Regions from separate parts of the Homo sapiens genome. Here region 2 is linked to region 1. Evidence: chromatin loops called from intact Hi-C (ENCODE). Cell type or tissue: dorsolateral prefrontal cortex. All regions are shown on one strand.

The links. Hi-C counts contacts between places; a loop is a spot of excess contacts. Peaks named below come from ENCODE experiments on the same cell type or tissue, not always from the same donor. Only the 100,000 strongest peaks of a DNase experiment are listed, where the experiment ranks them.
Region 2: a loop joins it to region 1, with 8 times the contacts of the local background. A loop is called at or near these places in 3 of 110 quality-filtered maps.

Annotation. Positions count from the first base shown.
Region 1 is chr11:13,150,741-13,155,740 of GRCh38, forward strand. No RefSeq gene overlaps it. Among named protein-coding and RNA genes, the nearest start is that of BMAL1, 120 kb to the right of the region's middle. In dorsolateral prefrontal cortex, CTCF peaks have their summits at 2,184 (motif pointing left) and 2,388; no DNase peak of the experiment used is centred here.
Region 2 is chr11:12,912,780-12,917,779 of GRCh38, forward strand. All of the region lies in intron 10 of TEAD1 (TEA domain transcription factor 1), which reads left to right. Among named protein-coding and RNA genes, the nearest start is that of TEAD1-AS1, 7.6 kb to the right of the region's middle. RefSeq lists enhancers at 1,152-2,016, 2,017-2,880. In dorsolateral prefrontal cortex, CTCF peaks have their summits at 1,950 and 2,149; a DNase peak (open chromatin) is centred at 2,022; H3K4me3 peaks cover 921 bases; H3K27ac peaks cover 1,579 bases.

The DNA of each region.
Region 1 (5,000 bases):
CTGTTTGGGATCCTGTTATGTAGACTGTTGATTTTCTCCATTGGAAGTCAGTTCCTACATTACCATTTTCTTAGTCTATTTTGTTCCAGCTTCTTTTTCTTGTCCACAGACTGACCAGCCTCCGAAGCCCCAGCAATGCCTAGTGACTCAATTCCTCCAAGTTTTAATAGTGAACTCTGAGTTTAGACAGATAGGATAGTGCATCATCTAGGTTTTTGAAAGACAGTTTTTGTGGGATTGCTAAATCAGTGTATTTTTATACTATTTGGACTGAAAAGATCATCTATCAATATTGATCGAATCAGATCCTTCCTTATCAATTGCCTTGGATCAGCTTCTTTTTTTCTCTCTCCCTTTATTTAATGAGACAGGATCTCACTCTGTGCCAAAGGCCGGAGTGCAATGGCGTGATCACAGCTCACTGCCGCCTCAACCTCCCAGGATCAAGTGATCCTCCCAGCTCAGCCTCCTGAGTAGCTGAGACTATAGGCACATGCCACCATACTGGGCTAATTTTTACATTTTCTTATAGAGATGGGGTCTTCCTATACTGCCCAGGCTGGTCTTGAACACCTGGGCTCAAGTGATTCTCCCACCTCAGCCTCCCAAAGTGCTGGGATAGGTGTGAGCCACCATGCCCAGCAGGTCAGCTGCTTTAGAAACAGACCCTGAGTCAAGCTTTTGTGTGCAAGGGTTATATTAAAGAAGCACTCCCAGGAGAAACCGGTAAGAGAACCAGAGAAGCAGAAAAAGGAAAGAAAAGAGGCTCGATCAGGGAGAGACTTGAGACCAAGTCACAGAGTCAGTTTGATGCCACAGGGGAGCCTCAGGGGAGATAAATTACATCTTAGAGTTTATCCAAACTCAAGGTAAGGGAACTGGGGTCCCCACAACTGCATCATTGGCACAAGAACACAGAAGTTGGAAACAACATTTGAGATGGTAAAGAGGATGCAGGGAGATCTGGGCAGAGCCTTGGCACTGCCCTCTACTCCAAGATCTCCTGCTGGAGGGTCATATGTTAAATATACCCTGCTTTCACACCTTTGCAAAAAGGAGAACTTATTGTTTTATGATTCATCACTTTTCAGTGTTTAGCAAGGCTAATATTAGCCCTTATTGGGGCTCAAATACATGTCTCTGTAACTTCCACTCATTGGTTCTAAGCAATTAGTCAATTATCAAAACTCATCAGCCATTTATTGAGCACTATTATGTGCTGAGAAATACACAAAGTGCTGGTTTATTCTATCACAGACCATGGTCTCTATTCCTTCTAGCTTTACAACATCTCTAAATTTGATAAGTACATCATCAACTTTTGACAAAAGCATGAATAAAACCACCACATAGGACAGGGTCAAGGATCATGCCACTTGATCAATATTTGGGAGGGTATAATTTTCAACCAGTTGTTCAAAATTTCCTAACTATGTCGAGACCCGTTTTCTCCATCTGGCTCAAAATATTTTATGACTTCACCTTTAGCCCAGATGAGATAAAGCAGCTAGATACCATGAACAAAAATTGGCAATATATCATGCCCATGCTTAGGATGGATGGAATGAGGGTCCTAAGAAATTCAGAGCACCTCTGTACCCCTTTAGTTGTACTGAGAGCACAACTTCCTGGCTTCTTTTCCAGCTCTTCAGCGATGAGGTCCTGTCATCCACAGAACGAAGGACTTAATAGGCCGGGTGCAGTGGCTCATGCCTCTAATCCTAGCACTTTGGAAGGCCAAAGCAGGTGACTCACTTGAGGTCAAGAGTTTGAGACCAGCCTCGCCAACATGGTGAAACCCCATCTCTACTTAAAAAAAAAAAAAAAAAAAAGGAAAAAAAATTAGCTGGGCATGGTGGTACATGCCTGTAATCCCAGCTACCTGTGAGGCTGAGGCACGAGAATCGCTTGAACCCAGGAGGCGGAGGTTGTAGTTAGCTGAAATCGTGCCACTGCACTTCAGCCTGAGTGACAGAGCGAGACTCTTCTCAAAAAAAAAAAAGAAAAAAAAGCACTTAATAAAGCTGTTGAGGCATCAAAAATAAATACATTAATTACAATTAAAATATGTTCTTTAAAACATCATTAATTTTTAAAAATACATTATTTATAATGCTGTTTTGATATTTTCTTAATCTACACATCTTATAATCCTGCCCCCAAGCAATTTGGTTCTTAGTTAATCCATGCTGCCTCCTAGTGACCATTGCATTTTCTGGATGTTCTAATAAAATGTCAAATGGTCATCATCAGGAAATTCTGCTCCCAATATCATCCATAATACAGGAAAAAGTCAGCAACAACAGACTTAATATAAATCTGAATCTCTATGAGAGAACATCTTTCCACCATGCTCCATGCTGAGAAGTAAGGATTTGTAAGCCTCCCTCCTATGGCTGCTTTCCAAATATCTGATTCCAAAGGCCCATCCAATATGGTGGTGGGGTGGTCCTGATAATCACCAATAGATGCATCAGGGCAGTATTTGAAAGTCTTCATTCATTGAACATTTTCTGAGCCATGTACTGTGCTGAGTAATTTTACTATACTGAGGAAGCTTAAAGTCAAATCCTATTGTAAAGGAATGACCTCAGGTTTGTTTTTCTTATCTCCTACATCTAACACGGAGATATAGATTTTACCCTTACAGACTTGTTATGCAACGTGTGTAAGCTAAACACTTAGGTGAGAGCTTTGCATGGTGTAAAAGATTGCTTTTTCCCTCTTTTTAATTTTTTAAAATTCTTACCCTAGAGCTGATTCTACCTGAAAAATGCCTGTTATATAAGAAGAGTTAGATAATCATCTCAATGAATGCCTGAATGGCTTTCGATAAAGTCCAACATCCTGTTTGTAAAAATAGGAGATAAAAACACAAGAATAGAAATAAGCAGACACTGGATTAAAAAAATGCAGCAATAACAATAGCATCTTCTATGAGCAAGGCACTTAGAGGTTTGCAAAGAAATTTACATATATTGCTTCATTGAATTCTTACAATAACCTTATGAGGGGAGCAAGGAAGAGGTTATTTTCCTTCCTATTTTACAAATGATGAGCCTAAGTCACGGGGCTTTTAGGAGACTTGCACTTGAACAGGGTGAGGTTACATCCTTTGAGTAATTGGCATAATTGTCAGAGTCCTGTGGGGATCCCGGCTGGAACTGATGTTTCTTAGATATGTCCTACAAGACTTAGAAAGCAGCATGAATGTTGAATCTCTAAGTCTTTAAATGAAACTAAGGTCAATTTTTAGCCTATGTGCTGCAATTCAATGGGTACAATTTACATGGTGATTCTCTAGTTTTGTGTGATAGGGCCATAATAACACAGCTAATGCATTTTCAAGGAAAATAACCTACATATAATAATGGAATAATAGATTTGGGGCTATTGGGTGGTACAAAACACTTTGACTTCGGAGTCAGGAGATCCGGGTTCTAATCATGTCCCTGTCAGTAACTATATATGAACTTGGGAAAGTTACTTAATCTTTCTTTCTTTTAACTTTCATTTTAAGTTCAGGGGTACACGTGCAGATTTGTTATATATGTAAACTTGTGTCATGGAGATTTGTAGTACAGATTATTTCATCACCCAGGTATTAAGCCTAGTACCTATTAGTTATTTTTCCTGATCCTCTCCCTCCTTCCAATCTCCAACCTCCAATAGGGTCCACTGTGTGTTGTTCACCTCTATGTGTCCATGTGTTCTCATCATTTAGCTTCCACTTATAAGTGAGAAAATGCAGTATTTGGTTTTCTGTTCCTGCATTACTTTGCTGTAAATAAGGGCCTCCAGTTCCATCCATGTTCCTGCAAAGGATATGATCTCGTTCTTTTTCATGGCTGCATAGTATTCCATGATTTATATGTATCACATTTTCTTTATCCAGTCTACCATTGATGGGCATTTAGGTTGATTCCATGTCTTTGCTATTGTAAATAGTGCTACAATGAATATATGTGTGCATGTATCTTTATGGTAGAATTATTTATATTCCTTTGGATATATACCCAGTAATGGGATTGCTGGGTTGAATGGTATTTCTGTTTTTAGGTCTCTAAGGAATTGCCACACTGTTGTCCACATTGGTTGAACTAATTTACACTCCATCAACAGTGTATAAGTGTTCCTTTTTCTTCACAACCTCACCAACATCTGTTATTTTTAGATTTTTTAATAATAGTAATTCTGACTGATGTGAGATGGTATCTCACTGTGATTTTCTTTTCTTTTTTTTTTTCTGAGACAGAGGGTCTCACTCTGTTACCAGGCTGGAGGGCAGTCTCAGTTCACTGCAACCTCCACCTCCCAGGCTTAAGTGAGCCTCCCACCTCAGCCTCCTGAGTAGCCAGAAGTACAGGAAAGCACCACTATACCTGGCTAATTTTTGTATTTTTGTAGAGTTGGGTTTTTTGTAGCGATGTTGCACAAGCTGGTCTCGAACTCCTGAGCTCAAGCAATCTGCTCAACTCAGCCTCCCAAAGTGCTGGGACTATAGGCATGAGCCACAACACTGGGCCTTCCTTGTTTTAATTTGCATTTCTCTAACGATGAGTGATGTTGAGCTTTTTTTCATATGATGGTTGGCCACATGTATGTCTTCTTTTTAAAAGTGTTCATGTCCTTTTGGCCACTTTCTAATGGGGTGGTTTGGGTATTTTTGGAAATTTGTTTAAGTTCCTTATAGATGCTGGATATCAGGCCTTTGTCAGATGCATAGTTTGCCAAAAATTTCTCCCATTCTGTAGGTTGTCTGTTCACTCTGTTGATAGTTTATTTTTGCTGTGCAGAAGCTCTTTAGTTTAACTGGAATGCATTTGTCAATTTTTGCTTTTGTTGTCATTGTCATGAAATGTTTGCCCATTCTTATGTCCAGAATGGAATTACCTACATTGTCTTCCAGTGTTTTTATAGTTTTGGGTTTTTAAGTCTTTAATCCATCTTAAGTTGATTTTTGTATATGGTGTAAGGAAGGAGTCCAGTTTCAATCTTTT
Region 2 (5,000 bases), 240 kb before region 1:
CAGGGCTTCCGGGCAGAATCTCTTGCATTGGGAGTTGCCTTGACCTGGAGGAATTCATTCCAACAGCTATTCCTAAAAGACTTTCTGTCCTGGGTCCTTTGTCTCTGTGATTGCTAAGAAAGCCCAGGTCAGGGGTCTGTCCCTTCCTTCTGGGGCCATTTAATTCCACTCCCTTCTGTGGCTACAGACTGAGATGCTAAGCCACGATCCCACCTGAGCTGCTGCCACAATTAGCTTGATTCATGCTGTCACCTTTACCATTTCACCTCAAGAAAAACCTGAGAAGGAAAGAATTGATGTGCCATAGTCGGGGTGGCTGCATATTTTCAGACCCAGTTTTGCAAGGCGTAGTTGGATTAACTGGACACTTCAGGGATCTCAGTCAGTTGCTTAAAACTGAACCTAGGCCCTTGGTGGTGTGAGAGACCCCCTCTCCATGTGCAGGTAAAGATCCACGGTACCTCCTACCCCCCAGTCCACCCCATGTTAATTTACTTTTTAAATTAAAAAAGTGATGCAGGTTTGTTATGAATAGTTTGAGCAGTTGAAAAGAATATAGAATAAAAAGTGAGATCCTCCTTGCACACATACATGCCTGTGGTCAGCCAGATCCCAAAATTTGGAATGTATCCTTTTAGACTTATACGTATGTATCTACAACCATTATACGTATACATATACATCACTTGTTTTTACTAAAAAGGGATTATGCTCCAAGTGTTTCCTGCAACTTCATTTTCCCTACCTAAAGTGTCTTGGACATATGATGCCTTTTACAGCAATGAGAATTTGAGGGTAAGTCTCAGTTTTTATTCTCTGTGGTAAAGGTTTCTTGATAAGTAGAGTTGTCAGATTTATCAGGTTGCCCAGTTAAATTTGCATTTCAAATAAACAGTGAATACTTTTTTGGTGTACATGTCCTATACAGTATTTGGTATATATGTTCATATGTACTGAAAAAGTATTTGCTGTTCATTTGAGATGTGAGTTAACTGGGTTCCCCGTTTTATCTGGCAGCTCTGCACTTGTTAGTTCACTTACGTATCATTGGCTTGGGGTTGTTATTGTTGTTCTATGAAAAACTTTTCATGCACAAAACCTTGAAACCATAAAAAGGTCCTGTTTCCTGGGAAAGGTGGTGTCTGGGCCAGTGTTCACACACCTGATGAATGAGAAAGGTTTGGGGCCAGCTCAGCTGGGCACCCAGAATTCATTACTTGCCTCTATTGGAAAGAACTGGCCCGTGTAGCTGCTTTGTAGTTGGAGCTGAGACCTGACTCTTTCATCCTAGCCACTATGTGAAGTTGCCACTAGTGGTCACCTGAAGTTGTGTGGGTGATATTAATTGAATTTTTGAAAAACTAAATGCTGGTATTTGTAGGAATTTGCAGTGCAGACGGGCAGCCTTTCAACCAGTGCATAGCATAATTAGAGCAAGCTTTTAAGATTCTTTGAAGTGCCAAATGTTTATGAAATTCAAATAGGGGTGCCAATCTGCACAATAAAGGGGCCCTTGGTGGTGTTTTTAAAAATCTTCTATTTTGTAGATGTAAATATATGCCATAATTAGCGGGAAGTAACTTGAAGAGCCACGGCTGAGTTTATTCCTATTATTCTTATTTAAAACAGCTGTGGCAGGCAGGCTACAGCTGCTGTCTCATCATTGGGTTGGGCAGGGCATAAGGGCCGAAGTGAACACACTCAAAGACTCTTTTCTGAGGGCAGCTCGTTCACTCCCCCTACATGCTGGCTTCCTTGCTGGGGAGCTGTCTCACGGTTGGCCCAGCTTCCCCACCCACCCCAAGCCTCTGAATGTCAATGGGACTGGCTTCAAGGGTCTTAGCCAGAAGGCACTTGCCTGCAAATGAGAGGGCGAGGAGCCTTTTAGAGCAGCCAGCTTTCTCCAGACCTCCCCCTTCTCTCTGCCCATGGCAGTGCTGCCTCTAGGGGCACTGTTGCCCCACAGCCCCAGGCCCAGTGCAGAGCGATTGTCCTTTGGTGCCTGTGGGAGCAGCTGCAATGCCGCACTGCGTGCCCTGCCTGGCCGAGCCTTACCATGTGGCAGGCCTGGACGGCTGCCCGCCACAGGGCCCAGCTCCCAGCACCGCCTGCCAAGGAGCCAGATGCTACCATTGGAAAAAATTGCTTCACAATTTGAAATCTTGGTTCTTTGATCATTGCTCGGAGAGGATGAAGAAGAGAGGTTCAAAGTAGTGTTTTAAAATGCCAGCGTCTCGTTGCAGCCATCAGTGCCTATTAGACTGTCTCTGGTTGGGGACAGTCCTCTTGATGTTTTCATTTTTGCAACCAGGTCATTCTCCCCAGCTCTTCCAAGCCCTCTGGATAGGAAGGGAAGGTCCACAGCCTGCTCCTGACCCTGTGCCCCTGCTGTCCCCCTGCCTCGCGCCTTAGAGGTTATCTGCTTGCCTTTGTTCCAGCAGGCTTTTCCCCAATAAAGCTTGTAACAAAGTTGTTGTCATCCGCCAAATGCTGCCACCGCGTGAGCTGCTCACTCCCATTCTTCACTGGGCAGGAGTAGCCTTCACTTCCTGATCCTTCTGCCCCCACAGCCAGGTCTCCAGAGGACGGAGGTTTTGCAGGGATGATCCACTCTGTCCCCTGGCCTAGCACCCGCCTCCAAGGACTTCAGATCCCACATACTTGGGTGAGGCTTCATTCTTCCTTACCCTTGAAATGGGAAGGGTCAGTCTTTGGAGAGTGTTGCATTTTTCATATTTACTGCCAAAAGGCAAAAACATGAAATTTAAACCAAACAGATCCAGGATGGCTGGGCATGGTGGCCCACGCGTATAATCCCAGCACTTTGGGAGGCCGAGGCAGGTGGATCACTTGATGTCAGGAGTTCAAGACCAACCTGGCCAACATAGTGAAACCCCATCTCTACTAAAAAATACAAAAATTAGTGTGGTGGCGCACATCTGTAATCCCAGCTACTTGGGAGGCTGAGGCAGTAGAATCTCTTGAACCCAGAAGGTCGAGGTTGCAGTGAGCCAACATTGTGCCACTGCACTCCAGCCTGGGCAGCAGAGTGAGACTCTGTCTCAGAAAAAAGAACAGATCCATGAATAAATGGGCTTACTGAGTAAGAGGTAATAGAGGAGAAACGAATCCAGACTCTTATCTGGGGACTAAACTGTTTCAGTTGTGGAAGTAATGAGTATAAGAGAAGGATGATTTGGGAAAGAATTTGGAAACTTTTGATGGGGTGTATTTTTGTTTTCTGTTGCTGTCCGCTTCCTCTGCCCATCATTGAAACCGGCTTCTGCTTCGACTTTTTGTTGTTTTTCAGGACTTGCCCACAAATAGACCCTAAAGTCTTTAATTCACTCAACACACGTGTTAATGATGGCCTTTTTTTTAGTCCCAGAAAGAATTCTATAACATGTCTAATCATGCCTTTTGAGAAATTTATACCTGTTTGAGCTGTTATACTCAATACGTAAGACCCGTCATAAACACAAATCAGAAAAAGTCCTAATTTTTCTGTTTGGAAAAAGCCAGTGTTGCATCTGTGCCACACACCCGACAAACGTGGGTTGGGGCCAAGACTGGCTCCATGGTGACAGTCTTTATCGTGTTTATTGATTACAGACTCTTGTCTCGTTGAGGAAAGGTGTCAGTGTCTCTAGATGTGATTTGAGGCTCTGTCTTCATCTCTATTGTGGTCAATATTTCAAATTGACAAGTGAACAGGAGTGATGATAGGTATTGTTAATGACTGTGAATTTTATAGTACATTATAGATTACAGGTGAATTTTATATGCATTATCTCCTCATATTACCACCGTGGCCTTTGGAAACACATCATCTTCCCTGTGGATAAAGATGAGAAAAGCGAGACCCAAAAAGTGATTCCAAATCTCTCACTTCTGCTGCCTGTGCTGTCAGTCCAGTGTCTGAGATGAGATGACAAATGAGAAGCAGCATTCACAGACGCCTGGACCAGTGTCGGACTGGATGGGATGAGTGGAGGACTGAACTTTGTAGAGTTTAACAAAAGTAAATGTAAAACTTGAATCTTGGGAAGCAAACAGAACCTGAAGAACTATGTGGGTGAGGAGGAGGAGAGGAATGGTGAAGTTAAGGAGGAAAGGAGAGAAAACTGCAGAATTGTGTTACAGAAGTGTTCTTCGGTCTGTGGTACCCGAAGTTCTGGATGGAAGTTACAGAGGAGCTCATTTCAACTTAACAGATGTAATAGGCAGCATCATGGATCCCCAGACATGCCTCCTCTGTAGCCATGGAATCTGTGGATAATGGTACATTACATGGCAAAGGGGAATTAAAAGTTGTTAATCAGCAGATAGAATATCTTGGATTATCTAAGTGGGCCTAGCATGGTCCCAAGGTCCCTTAAAGCAGAAGAGGGAGACAAAAAAAGACATCCAGAGAGACGACAGCTGGCAATGTGAGAAGGATTCGGCTGGTGTTTCTGGCTTTGAAAATGGAGCAAGGGGCTCCGGGACAAGGAATGTGGGTGGTCTCAGAAGCTGGAAGAGGCAAGGAAACAGAACCCTCTTCAGAGCCTCTGTCTAGTAAGGAGTTGCGTCCCTTCTAGTTCCTTGATCTTAGCCAGCCTGGAGCTGAATTAAATTTCTGACCTACAGGAATATAAAATAATTAGTTTGTCTTGTTTTAAGGCACTAAATGTGTGATAATTTGTAGCAGAGAAAATTAATATAACAGAAAAAAGCATTAACAGTTAAGGCTGTCTGGCAATATTATTATTATTTATAAATAGAGATGGGGTCTTGCTGTGTTGCCCAGGCTGGTCTCAAACTCCTGGGCGTAAGTGGCCAGCGTGCCTGGCCCAGCAGCATTATTGAAGTGATTTTCCTGTGTCTGAAAGTATTTAGCTTTAAGGCAGTGCAGGTCAGGATGCTGTGGAAAGGATTTCTGCTTTTGGAGGTAGGAGAGAGTTGACCTCTGAACTAAGTTTCAGCTTAGCGTTTAGGGTCTCTGTTTCTAGAGCAAACAG